Regions from separate parts of the Homo sapiens genome. Here regions 2 and 3 are each linked to region 1. A link is a contact called in ENCODE Hi-C or POLR2A ChIA-PET data. All regions are on one chromosome and are shown on one strand. Each heading gives the region's core, a stretch centred on a gene start or an enhancer-like site at or near the end of the contact. The rest is flanking DNA. Distances are from core to core; before and after follow the strand shown.

The links. A loop is a pair of places that touch in the nucleus more often than their neighbours do. ChIA-PET counts read pairs that join two places held with the same protein, here RNA polymerase II (POLR2A). Pooled maps may share reads with other maps.
Region 2: a pooled map shows a loop between it and region 1 (14-fold over the local background). The contact joins the promoter of SCD here to the promoter of ENTPD7 in region 1. A Hi-C loop is called at or near these places in 4 of 50 pooled maps. POLR2A ChIA-PET finds 5 or more read pairs at or near these places in 2 of 52 experiments (HEK293 and OCI-LY7).
Region 3: a pooled map shows a loop between it and region 1 (4-fold over the local background). The contact joins the promoter of NDUFB8 here to the promoter of ENTPD7 in region 1. A Hi-C loop is called at or near these places in 7 of 50 pooled maps.

Annotation. Positions count from the first base shown.
Region 1 is chr10:99,656,495-99,660,759 of GRCh38, forward strand. ENTPD7 (ectonucleoside triphosphate diphosphohydrolase 7) reads left to right here and starts at 3,015. Exons shown (of 13, transcript NM_020354.5): 1 at 3,015-3,094; 2 at 3,368-3,470. The coding sequence starts at 3,463. It also overlaps a transcript of SLC25A28 not described here. RefSeq lists silencers at 2,694-2,903, 3,024-3,243.
Region 2 is chr10:100,344,745-100,349,118 of GRCh38, forward strand. SCD (stearoyl-CoA desaturase) reads left to right here and starts at 2,489. Exons shown (of 6, transcript NM_005063.5): 1 at 2,489-2,787; 2 at 3,320-3,602. The coding sequence starts at 2,761. RefSeq lists silencers at 1,754-2,133, 2,334-2,383 and enhancers at 1,924-2,515, 2,164-2,233, 2,614-2,853.
Region 3 is chr10:100,528,428-100,532,986 of GRCh38, forward strand. NDUFB8 (NADH:ubiquinone oxidoreductase subunit B8) reads right to left here and starts at 1,444. Exons shown (of 5, transcript NM_005004.4): 1 at 1,340-1,444; 2 at 953-1,079. The coding sequence starts at 1,424. RefSeq lists enhancers at 139-308, 1,151-1,733, 1,867-1,916.

The DNA.
Region 1 (4,265 bases), core at 1,765-4,264:
TTATTTGGGACAATGGGGTGCCTGAAAGACAGGTGAAGAGAGATGGGTAAACTTGGAAGGGAGAGTGTAGACCACATGACACTCCTCCAAATTCCTTTAGAGGGTAGGGTGGGATGGAGTGTGGAGGGAAGGAGAATCCACAAGGGGAAATGAAGCAAAGCAAACAACTAGCACCTAATATGGGACCTGTTGGGCTGATTTTGCTCAGGGCTGGGCATCAAGCACATCTGGAGAAAAATTGCAAATGTAATTGTAAGGCAAGCCTTTAAAGAGCAGTTAAAAACCTGTTTTGAAACATAGGTTTCTATAACTTGTTGCAACATGTTGAGTTACAGCAAATGAAATAGAGAAATACTCTCAGTGCTTTTTAATTTGCCCTGCTGACTGGAAACCTCGGAACTCAGCCCTATGAGCTGTTAACCAGATAAGCATTGCTGGTTTTTGTAAAGAATTATGCTTGACAAATGCTTGAGGGCATATGGATTTATTGAAGGAAGTATTGTCCAAACCAGACTGACAAAGAAAGTTTTACAAAGAAAATATAATGAAAAAATGTTGGGATTAAAATGTAGGTCTTTTCTGTTTTATGATGTAGTTATGAAATGTAAATTAGAGGATGTTTCAATGAACTTTTGAATTATAAGTTAATATAGTTCATAAACCATAGGAATTAAGTACTATTTTAAAAATAGGAATTATACTTCCACTCAAAAACACCTATTTTGTGGAACACTAAAGTTTGAAATATATATGTATAGAGATTAGACTTAGAACTCACAGAAGGTAAATTCAAGAAATTTTTAAAAATTACTCCAAAACATTATTTTAGTTCTTTCCATATCTATTTTGTTCTAGGAACTGAACTGGGTTCTGAAATAATAAAAATAACTGGTATCTGTATAATGTTGTGGTTAATCCCAACTTTATGCAACTATTCTATTCAATGTGGTTTCTGGGGGTCCAGATAAAATATAACACTTGAAGCAGAGTGGGGATTGAGGGACAGAGAAAAAAAAACTGAGAACTGAGAATTGAAGAAGAAAGGCAAATTAGGAAGTTCAACAAGGTTAGGAGAGTAGTGGAGCCAAAAAAACAATAGTCATGAGAACTGAATATAGAAACTGGACAATGGCTAGATCTTATATGACAATTAGAACTCTGACCCACAACCTCTACAGCAACCAGCCGAGAATAATCAGGACTTGGTCAATGACTCAGTTTCCCTGTTTTTTGCCGCCTCCTTTCTTCAACTCAGAACCCACTAAAGACAGCCAAATATGCTACCTACCCCAAACCAATCACCTAAGAGACACTACTTTTGTTAGCCCACCTCCAGCTTTCCCATGCTAATACCCTCAAGTCAGAGTATACATGAAACCTTCCCTTTTTGTTCACTACTAAGCTTTCCTGGCCAGGTGCAGCTGCTCATCCCTGTAATCCCAGCACTTTGGGAGGCTGAGACAGGAAGACTGCTTGAGCCCAGGAGTTCAAGACCAGCCTGGACAACATAGTGAGACTCCATCTCTACAAAGAATTAAAAAAAAATAAGCTGGGCATGGTGGCACGTGCCTGTAGAGCCAGCTACTCAGGAGGTTGAGGTGGGAGGATCGCTTGCTCAGGAGGTCGAGGCTGCAGTGAACCACGATCGCACCACTGCACTCCAGCCTGGATGACAACAGAGTGAGACCCTGTAGGTAATTAAGTAAGTAAGTAGTTTTCCTAATGTCCTGACAGGCTTTGAGTCGGCCAAATGCAAGTGATGGTGACTGACTCCCTTGTCATAGTAAGCTTTGAATAAATAAAGCATTTGGGTGGTCTTCCTCCCCGATCCCCCCCATTCATTCATTTGCTTATTAATTATACATTAGTTGTGTTTTATCTGCCAGGCAGTGGCCAGTATTGGGAATATGTGGAAGCAAATAGTCCCTGCCTTCAAGGATATTCTGTCTAGTGGGACAGACAGACAGACATATACGTATAATAGTAATTCAACGTGCTAAGTGAAACAATAGGCATGTATAAAAAAGGTGTAGTAGGTCAAGTAGGGCTTTTAGGGGAAGGCGACCCTTAAGATGGGTGGTAAGGGATGAGTAGGAGGTGATTTGGCTAAGAGGCTGGGACGGTTATTCAAGGCAGGTGGAGGGGCAGAATGAGCAAAACAGGACGCGTTGCTGGAGCGTGGTAAGGAAGGCAAGTAGCGGCAGAGGACGGCGGTAGGGCGGATCGTGGGGCGCAATGGATGTGCCACGTTGGAAAGAGCTTGGACTTTATGCCGTCCTCCTGGAAATGAGATAACGGCTGGTGTAAGCAAGAAAGAAACACACACACACCCACGCGCGCGCGTCGTTTCCTTTGTGTTACTGTAAGGTCAAGGAGGGCGGCGACACAGAAATTCATGATGACTGGCATAAGCAGACATTCAATGAATGAATGAATGGACATAAGCACTTTGGTGTAAACGTCATTGTCTTCGATTTCTGTTTTCTCACGGGGCAAGACAGTGAGGTCGGGGCATCAGTTTGGGAGGTGATAGGGAAGGTTTAAGGTGAGAGAACTGCCATTCTGGTAGGGAGGGTCAGTGGGCACAAAACCAACAATAGGTTATGGGCAAGGGATGCGCTTCGGTCGCGAACACCCTGAACCCACCTACCGGAGCTACTCTGTCCCAGGAGCGGCCGTGGAGAAAGCAACCAGCCGAGAGTTCGCGCCCCAGGGAGGGAAGCGGGCACAGGGCCGCCCAGCGCCACTCACCTGTGAGCTCTCCGCGGGCCCTGCAGGCGGAGCCTCGGTACGACGCCTTTCCGATTGGGCGCGGCTCAAAGTCCCGGGGCGGGCATCAGAGGCCGAGCGCTCTAGGGGATTGGCCACCCTGGCGGACGGACGTGCTGCTGACCGAGCTGGTTCGCCCCCGGTTCGGCTCGTGGAGAGCCGGCCCCTCCGTGAGTCTTCTGTCAGTCATTGGCTCCCTGCGGTTTCCTTGGGGACGTGGCGCCGCCGCCGGCCGGGCCCTCCTTCCGGCTGGGCAAGGGGCCGCGGGGAGCAGCTCGGGACTGAACCGAGAGGTGCCGAAGGAACCGGCGGGCCGCTTGATCCCGTGAGTGTGGGCGCGAGAGGGCTGTGGGACCCGGAGGGACGGGGAGAGGAAGCGGGACCCACACCCCGCCACCTGGGGACGACCGGTTCCTAGAGGACAGAGCTGGCCCACGAGAACGCCCCGCTCCCAGGATGCCCGGGTAGGGTCCCCTGGGCCTGAGGAACCAGAGCAGACGGAGCGGGAGCCTGGGGAGGAGGTGGGAGCCGTGGAATTCCCGTGCAGGTTTGTCTCGTGGGCTCAGTCGGACAGAAGCCTGAAATCAAATCTTTCTAGGCTGCAGACGTAGGAGATGCCTGGGACAAGGAGGCCACCTTCTCAGGGCAAAAGAAAAAGAAGGTGACAGGCGTTGAGACCACCGAAGGGAACCCATGGCTAGGTAAGGCTGCACACTTTCCCTCCGGCTGGGAGCACGGCAGAGGATGGCAGGCAGGTTGGGGGGCCCTGGGAGGCTGTCCCAAGTGAGGTTTGCCCTGGAGCTGCACTTGGACTTTGTATTCTGGTTAGTTGGATGCAGAGACGATCAAAGTTGTATTATTTCGAGGGCTGATAAATAATAGTTTCTAGCCCATAGACCAGGAGTGGTAGAGTGAGTCGGCTTGCTCAGCTCTGTAAAGTGCAAGGTTGTAACATTGATTCAGATTCGCATCTGAGCAAGGCTAGGTGCCACTTGAGGAGGTTAAACAAAGAAGTTTTTTTGTTTTTTGTTTGCAGTGAACTTTAAAAGCAGACAGACCGAGGTCCTTTTGAATCAATATACAAAGTGAACTTCACAGATGAATACACTTATCCATACATTATAATAACCTGAAGCTTTTAAAAAATATTAATGTGGATCTACATGCACCAATAAGGGAAAGTTATAAAATAAAGTGGGGGAAAGATGCAGAACAGCAGGTATGGTGGACTACCATTTGTGTAAAACCGAGGGAATGGATACGCACACACACACACACACACACACACACACACACACAGAGATATATTACTGTAAATATATTGGTGTATATTTATGCTTGTGTATCCGTAGAATATCCCTGGAAAGATACACAGCAACGGCCAGGTGCAGTAGCTCACGCCTGTAATCCCAGCACTTTGGGAGGCCAAGGCAGGCAGATCACCTGAGGTCAGGAGTTCAGGACCAGCCTGGCCAAGTAGAAACCCGGTCTCTACT
Region 2 (4,374 bases), core at 1,239-3,738, 690 kb after region 1:
AATTAAGGCTGGAATAGGGCGTTCAGAGTAAAATCATGAAGCACTTTGAATACCAAAATTAAGGAGCTTGGCTGTAAACAAAATAATAAAAAATCACAATTTTTTTTTTTTTTTTGAGAAAGAGTCTTGCTCTTTCACCCTGGCTGGAGGGCAGTGGTGTGATCTCAGCTCACTGCAACTTTCGCCTCCCGGGTTCAAGCAATTCTCCTGCTTCAGCCTCCCAAGTAGCTGGGACTACAGGCACTTCCCACCATGCCCAGCTGATTTTTGTATTTTTAGTAGAGATGGGATTTCACTTTGTTGGCCAAGCTGGTCTCAAACTTTTTGCTGTCATAATTGTTGTAACTATTGTTCCTTTTGCTGAGGTAGGGCCCCCAGACCAAAAAAAATAAATCTTAGAATCCAAATCAGTGTGTTGGTTTGACCACTGTCACTTGAGAACCACAGTGTGACCAGGGCCTCAGGAGTAGAGGTGATCTCTGCTCGAAAGAGAAATAGAATGAAAATATTCTCCGGGCCAGGCGTGGTGGCTCATGCCTGTAATCCCAGCACTTTGGGAGGCCAAGGCATGTGGATCACCTGAGGTCAGGAGTTCAAAACCAGCCTGGCCAACATGGTGAAACCCCGTCTCTACTAAAAATACAAAAAATTAGCTAAGTGTGGTGGCGCATGCCTGTAATCCCAGCTACTTGGGAGGGTGAGGCAGGAGAATTTCTTGAACCCGGGAGGCAGAGGTTGCAGTGAAGCGAGATCACACCACTGCACTCCAGCCTGGGGGAGAGAGCGAGACTTCCTCTCAAAAAAACAAAAAACAAAAGAATTAAGCAAATTAGACATTGCAGAGAGAACCTGAAGGGGGTCAGACCACGTACAGATTTCTGTGCCACATGCCAAGTACTTCTGAGGCATGACTGGATGAGCTGTCCACATCTGAAATCATCCAGTCTTGTTCAGAACTTTCACACCGGACAGGGAGCCAGGACTGGAATGCAGTCTCCTGGTCACTGGCCAGAGAGTTGGCCTGACCCTGAGACCAGTGGCCAACAAAGGAGCTGCTTAGTCTACCTCCCAGGAAATCCCAGGTGCTTGTCTTCCTGGGAAGTGAATCATTGGCGCAGCACTCCGTATTTTCTCCTCTTCCCAGGGGAAGGATCCTAGGGCAGTATTTGGGAAAGACATGGGCATGGAAGGACACCGGGTGAATGCATAGCCTGCCTGGTTCTGAGCTCTCATGGTAAGGCTCCTACAGACACGGAAAAGATGGGGGCACAGGGACAGATCAGTAGGGTCAGAGCATCTCAGGGACCGAGGGCAATATGGTCCTGAGCAGGGATTAAGAGCTTGGGCTCTCATATGGTGTTTCTGGGCTCAACTGCCAGCTCCATCACTTACTGGTTGCTGTGACCATGGGCAAGTTATTCCATCTCTCCATATCTCTTTCCTCACTTTTAAAATGGAATAATGGGGTACCCACCTCCCAGGGTCACAGAGAGGCTTACAGAAAACGATTCTTGTGAATTGGCTTGCAGTAATAATTCAATACCTGCCAGCTATTCTTATTCCACATCCAAGCCCTTTCGCCTGCTGCTGGGTGAAAACACATGTCAGTGTTTCCTGACGGTTTCCACAAAGAAGATTCCAAAATTACAACCTGCCAGTCTGAAGAATCTCCAAAACATCCCGCACGCATCCTGGAGGCGCGGGCTTGGGGATGGGACTGCCCGCCCGGGTCCTGAACAGGATGCGTGCGCGCAGGCACACACACACCAGCCAGCCTGTGTGTGCGGCCGGAGTCCGGTGCGGTCCCGGGTGAGCAGCGCGTGGCTGGTGGGCGGGGCAGAGCCATTGTTCGCAGGCGTACCGAGTCCCCCGCGCTCGCCCGGGAGGGAGGCGGGGCTTCCCGCGTCCCCCAAGCTCCAGATCCTGGGGTGGCTGCCACGTCTCCCTGCCACGCGCCTGGGGGGACGGAAGACGGGACGGAGATGTTAGTGGTGGGCGCCCCCCGAGGGTTCACCACTGTTTCCTGAGAAACTTCCCCAGTGCCCACCCACCCGTTCTCCGTGTGCCCGAGGGCCGGTCCTGGGCTAGGCTCCGCGCCCCAGCCCCAAACCGGGTCCCCAGCCCCTTCCAGAGAGAAAGCTCCCGACGCGGGATGCCGGGCAGAGGCCCAGCGGCGGGTGGAAGAGAAGCTGAGAAGGAGAAACAGAGGGGAGGGGGAGCGAGGAGCTGGCGGCAGAGGGAACAGCAGATTGCGCCGAGCCAATGGCAACGGCAGGACGAGGTGGCACCAAATTCCCTTCGGCCAATGACGAGCCGGAGTTTACAGAAGCCTCATTAGCATTTCCCCAGAGGCAGGGGCAGGGGCAGAGGCCGGGTGGTGTGGTGTCGGTGTCGGCAGCATCCCCGGCGCCCTGCTGCGGTCGCCGCGAGCCTCGGCCTCTGTCTCCTCCCCCTCCCGCCCTTACCTCCACGCGGGACCGCCCGCGCCAGTCAACTCCTCGCACTTTGCCCCTGCTTGGCAGCGGATAAAAGGGGGCTGAGGAAATACCGGACACGGTCACCCGTTGCCAGCTCTAGCCTTTAAATTCCCGGCTCGGGGACCTCCACGCACCGCGGCTAGCGCCGACAACCAGCTAGCGTGCAAGGCGCCGCGGCTCAGCGCGTACCGGCGGGCTTCGAAACCGCAGTCCTCCGGCGACCCCGAACTCCGCTCCGGAGCCTCAGCCCCCTGGAAAGTGATCCCGGCATCCGAGAGCCAAGATGCCGGCCCACTTGCTGCAGGACGATGTGAGTTTCCCAGCCTGGCCCCGTACCGCCGGGTCGCAGGCGCGGGCTGGGCTTCCAGGGGACGGGTTGGTGGCAGAAGAGAGGGGAGAGCTCCGCGGAGGACTTGGTCATCTTTTTCGAGTTGTGCTGCCTTCCGTGAGTTGGGAATGTGGATTGTAATTTGGGGACTTGAGTCTCCAACTTTAGTTTCTTAAGCTTTAAAGAAAAATCCGGTCGTGCTGGTGCTTTTATGAATTATGCGGGTTTTCCTTTGTCTTCGTGGGGATGTGAGTGCTTTACTTCTCCTTCCTACTGCCGCCTCCCGATAGGTTTCGCGCCCCTCGTCCCCCTCGCCCTCCGCCCCTAATGTATCTGTACAGTTTCAGGGAACTTTTCTCCGTTGCGTCTCGGATACACCCTACCCTCAGTGAACTACGGCGCTGCGGAAGGGTCCGTACTGTCCACCCTTCCCCCAGCGTGATTAGAGAGCGGAGTGGCCCCAGCTGCCTCCACGTGTCTCTTCTCCTGACTCTCCTCTTCCTCCCCCTTCCAGATCTCTAGCTCCTATACCACCACCACCACCATTACAGCGCCTCCCTCCAGGGTCCTGCAGAATGGAGGAGATAAGTTGGAGACGATGCCCCTCTACTTGGAAGACGACATTCGCCCTGATATAAAAGATGATATATATGACCCCACCTACAAGGATAAGGAAGGCCCAAGCCCCAAGGTTGAATATGTCTGGAGAAACATCATCCTTATGTCTCTGCTACACTTGGGAGCCCTGTATGGGATCACTTTGATTCCTACCTGCAAGTTCTACACCTGGCTTTGGGGTAAGCAGCCTCCCTGTCCTCCTGACCTAGTCCTCCAGGTACTCACTGCTCTTTTAATAAGGTAGGATCTTACAGAGGACACCAGCCCCTCCCAGCCTCCCGGTTGGGGTTTTTCTCAGGCATTTCTCTTTGGTTGCTTCAGGCCTAGTGGGCTGGGAAGAACCTGGGGGTACTGAGATGCAGGACTGTCAATGCTGGGGGTTGAGAGCTTTGGAACCTTGTGCTTGTGGGCTTTGAAGTGTGCTGTGCTGGAGAGTCAGCTTTCCCTGAAAGAGCTTTTCTGTTTGAGTCATTTGCTTGGCTGCCTGTCCCACCCCTGCCAGCCACAAAAGAATCAAACCCCTCTACCTGGGAGGCATGGGAACATGGTACTAAACCATTGGCTTTCTAGGGTTTGTGTTGAGCAATCATAGGCTAGCACAAGGGAAACTACTCAGGGAGAGAGTTTATTGGAAAGGGAGGAGAGAGCTCATTGGAAAGAGAGGAAAAGAGAGGTTGTTATCCACAAAACTATTTTGACCTGACCCCTTGGCCAGACCAGGCTTCTTCGTTACAGAGGAAGATGAAGCTCCCGTGCAACCCAAGTCACACAGGTGTGTGTTGCTCTGTTACTCTACATTCCAGGGTGCTGCACATACCAGTCAACAAAATGCTCTTAGAATGAAATCAGGCTGAAGATATGTTTCATGTTCCATCCCCCGTCCAGCCTGCTTCAGGCCCCCCTACTGATGCCATGAAGTGCCAAGAATTCTGCACCTTCCAACACCAGTCC
Region 3 (4,559 bases), core at 194-2,693, 870 kb after region 1:
TAAAGTTTAGAGTCTGAATCCAAAGTCACCCAGCTAATTGGAATAAAAACAAAAAGGGTACAGATTAGAAAAGCACTCTTCTCGTAATAACTGTGTTCTTGACCACCCAGTTGGCATTCATCTCTGCGTCTCAAACACCTCATGGGACCTCTTGCTAAGCTGGGTTTTCCCCAACAAATCCAGGTTCATCTGACACTGGCTTCGAACAAGGCTGCTCTTGTCCACAACATAAGAAAAAACAGGAAATGATGACAACTAGACATATGCTACAGAAAATGAGTGTATAACAAGAAGAATAGAAGTTGCTGAAACCAAGATTGAAAGAGTGACATTAGGACAGGAAATAAAGGCGATGATAATCACTTCAGATAATTAACCATTGGGATGTTATGTGGGTATGGATACGGAAGAGTGTGGAAGGGATAGGATAACATCAACTGGAGTACGTAAGGGGGCTGGCTGTTTAATCTGCTTAATAGTTGCTACGATTTCCACAGCACTAACAGAAAAACATTTTTTTTAAAGAGACATACACACAAATATAGAGTACTCCGTTTACAAATAAGATTCTCATGACAGGAGTCCAGCTCCAGCCTGGTCACATGCCTGGATGACAGCACCTGAGCGCAGCAGATGCTCAATCTAAATGAAACTCGACGCTCTGGATAGAGCCAAGGAAGGCTCCTGCTATTCGGGGGTCCTCGAGGGAGCCATTAAAACCTCGGCTTCCTCATTTGAGGAAACAGCCTGAGCCAAGGAGAAAATTGAAGTCCTCTCAGCTGCAGCTGCTCACCCACCCCCCTCCCACCTCCCTCCACAGAGAAAAGCACCCACTCCATTGACTCTGAGGGGTCACGAGAAGGTTCGGGAAAAAGGGTCACAGTCAAGCCACCCAACCCAGCCGGCCTTCTCCCATCACTACTTGGGTGCGAGCATACCCTCTCTGTCTCACCCCATGCCATCATCCGGGTAAGGTTCGTAGTCTTCCACACGCATATTATACTTCTTGGCGGCGGCGGCCCGTTCTTCTGGGGTCCTAGGATAGGGCCCCGGGAACATGTCCTTGGTCATGTGGGAGGCTAGAACGCAGAAGAGAACAGGTCAGAAGCGAGCCCGCTCTCCAGCCGCTCCGAAGGCTTCAAGTCGCAGGGGCTGCAGAGGTCCGAGCCCGGGACTTCGCAGGATCAGTGCGATCCTCCACCCCATTTTCTGGATATATCAACGCCACCTCCACTCCCTACCCGGAGGCTGCCGCCGCGGCATCTACGATCCCCCCTCCCGATACACCAAATTTCAGGTACCCCCTTCCCACACTGAGGTCTCGCCCGTTCTCGCGGACCTGTCCGTGCGCCCAGCGGCATCACGTTCCGGGATGCCCTTTGCAGCCACTGGACTCCCAAGACCCCGGCCCTGGCCACCGCCATCTTCACCTTCTTCACGTTTCCCTTCTGCACATGCGCAAAGGCCTGTCACGGCGGCTGAGCCGGGCCAAACGTGACGGAGGAAGCCGGGAGTGAAGAAAAGCCGAAGGGTTCAACAGGGGCGGGGTTTAAATACGCAGTTGGGAAGCCAAGGGTTGGATAGAGGCTGGGAAGGATAAGCGGGAAGAAGGGAAAACCAGGCAGGTCTCTGACATTTCAGAATGTTGTGTCCTTTTTCTCCCTGAGCTGACTTAGACCCATCCAGGGATGATGGGAACTCGGAACCTGAGCAACTCAGGTAGACAGCTTAACCACCTCCCCCAGGAGCTGTACTAGTGAAATGAGCCTGTCTTACTCTCTTCTCTGGCTGCTTGCTTTCCTCTCCTTCACGGGCACTTCCTTCCATCCCCAAACATGATCATTCTTCAAATTCACCTGTTGGTCTTGCTTGTTGTTCTGTTCTCCAAATGGGTTGATCTTCACTTAGACGCCAGTGCAACACACAATTCGGCCCTGAATTGGCTCCTTAGTTTCAGTCCGTGTTTCCATCTGCATGTCTCAGTCACCTCAACCCAACAAATGTAAAATTAAACTTATCACCAGAGGCAGCTCTCCAGAGACAGCTTAAAGCCTCAGAGTTGGTAGGACTTGGATAAAACAAATTACAAACCGGCCCATAATGAACAAACTAACTCAACAGAAGAATTGGAGACATTATTATGTTTGCATATGAATGTTTTCACTTGGGATTTGAATAACTTACACATTATAAATATGCACGTATTTCCAGTGACTTTTCAGGTGACCACTGTTTTGGAGCAGAACCTATTATTATAAACATTCTCAAGTATATATCAGAGCAATAAAAATGCATATAAGCTGGGAGCTGTGGCTCACACCTGTAATCCCAACACTTTGGGAGGCCTAGGTTGGAGAATGGCTGGAGACCAGGAGTTTGAGACCAGCCTGGGTGACATAGTGAGACTTCGTCTCTTTTTTTTTAAGTTATAAAAAGTAAACAAATATGGATATATACTATTTAATATATAAATTTTGGGAAGGACTACACAGCAACTTGCTGTCTTGTAAATGACATCACTAGTTGATGTTCAGAATAATTGCACAACATCTGCATTCAACCAATAGCAAACCCTGATCCAATTTAGGTCAAGAAACAGAGTTGATCTAATTTATTTATTTTTATTAAGATATTATTCACATACCATAAATTCACCCTTTTAGGCCGGGTGCGGTGGCTCACGCCTGTAATCCCAGCACTTTGGGAGGCTGAGGTGGGAAGATTACTTGAGGTTAGGAGTTCAAGACCAGCCTGGCCAACACAGCAAAAACCCATCTCTACTAAAAATACAAAAATAGCTGGGCATGGTGGTGTACACTTGTAATCCCAGCTACTCAGGAGGCTGAGGCAAGAGAATCACTTGAACACAGGAGATGGAGGTTGCAATGAGCCGAGATCACGCCACTGCACTCCAGCCTGGGTGACAGGGTGAGACTGTCTCAAAAACAAAAAACAAACAAACAAAAACAAAAACAAAAAAACCTTTTAAAGTGTACAGTAGTTATTTTTAGTACATTTACAAAGTTGTGCAATCATCATCACTATCTAAAACATTTTTATTGCTTCCGAAAAAACCCATACACATTAGCACGTTGCCCCTACCTCTACCCACTGGCAACCACTAATTTACTTTCTGTTTCTATGGATTTGCCTATTCAGACAGTTTATATAAATGGATCATGCAATATGTGGCCTTTTGTGTCCATTTTCTTTCACTTAGAATAATGTTTTCAAAGTTTGTCTGTGTTGTAGCACATATCAGTACTTCATTCCTTTTTGGGCTGTATAATATTCCATTATATGAATGTACAGTACAATATTTTATTTATACATTTATCAGTTAATGGACATTTGAGTTGTTTCTGCTTGTTTGGCTATTGTGAATAATGCTGCTGTGAACATTCTTGTATAAGTTTTTGTCTGGATGTATGCTTTCTATTCTTTTGGTTATATGCCTAGGAGTAGAATTGCTGGGTCATAGGGTAACTCTGTGGTTTAACTTTTGAAGAACTGCCAAATTGTTTTTCAAAGCAGCTGTGACATGTTACATCCCCATTAGCAGTGTGTGAGAGGGTTTCAGTTTCTCCACATCTTTATCAACACTTGTTATTGTCTCTTTTTAGTATCACCATGCAAGTGCCTGTGAATGGTACTTCATTGCAGTTTTCATTTGCAGTACCCTGATGACTAATAATGCTGAGCATCTTTCCATGTGCTTATTGGCCATGGTATACCTTCTTTGGAGGAATATCTGTTCAAACCCTTTGTTCATTTTTAAATTGGTTTGTCTTTTTATTGTTGAGTTGTAAGGATTCTTTATGTATTCTAGATACAATTCCCTGATCAGATACACAATTCATAAATATTTTCTCTGACTCTGTAGGTTTTTTTGCTTTTTTACAGTATCATTTGGAACCCTGTGTTTATCAGGAAGGGGTGTTGGGGTTTGTCAAAAGCTTTTTCTGTGTCTATTGAGATGATCATGTAGGGTTTTTTCTTTTACTAATATAGTGTATTATGTTGATTATAAATATTAATCAATAAAATATTGATTACTACATGGTGTGTTATATTGATCATTCTGAGATGTTGAACTGACCTTGCATTCCTGGAATAAATCCCACTTGGTCATAGTATATAATTCTTTTATATGGTGTTACACTGAGTTTGCTAGTATTCTGTTAGGATTTTTGCATCTATATTCATAAGAAATATTGGTCTATAGTTTTCTTTCTTTCTTTTTTTTTTTTTTTGAGACGGAGTATCGCTCTGTTGCCCAGGTTGGAGTGCAGTGGTGCAATCTCGGCTCACTGCAAGCTCCGCCTCCCAGGTTCACGCCATTCTCCTGCCTCAGCCTCCTGAGTAGCTGGGACTACAGGTACCCGCCACCATGCCCGGCTAATTTTTTTGTATTTTTAGTAGCGACAGGGTTTTACCGTTTTAGCCAGGATGGTCTCGGTCTCCTGACCTCGTGATTCACCCGCCGTGGCCTCCCAAAGTGCTGGGATTCCAGACATGAGCCACTGCACCCAGACCAGTGTTAATTTTTTAAAAAATGT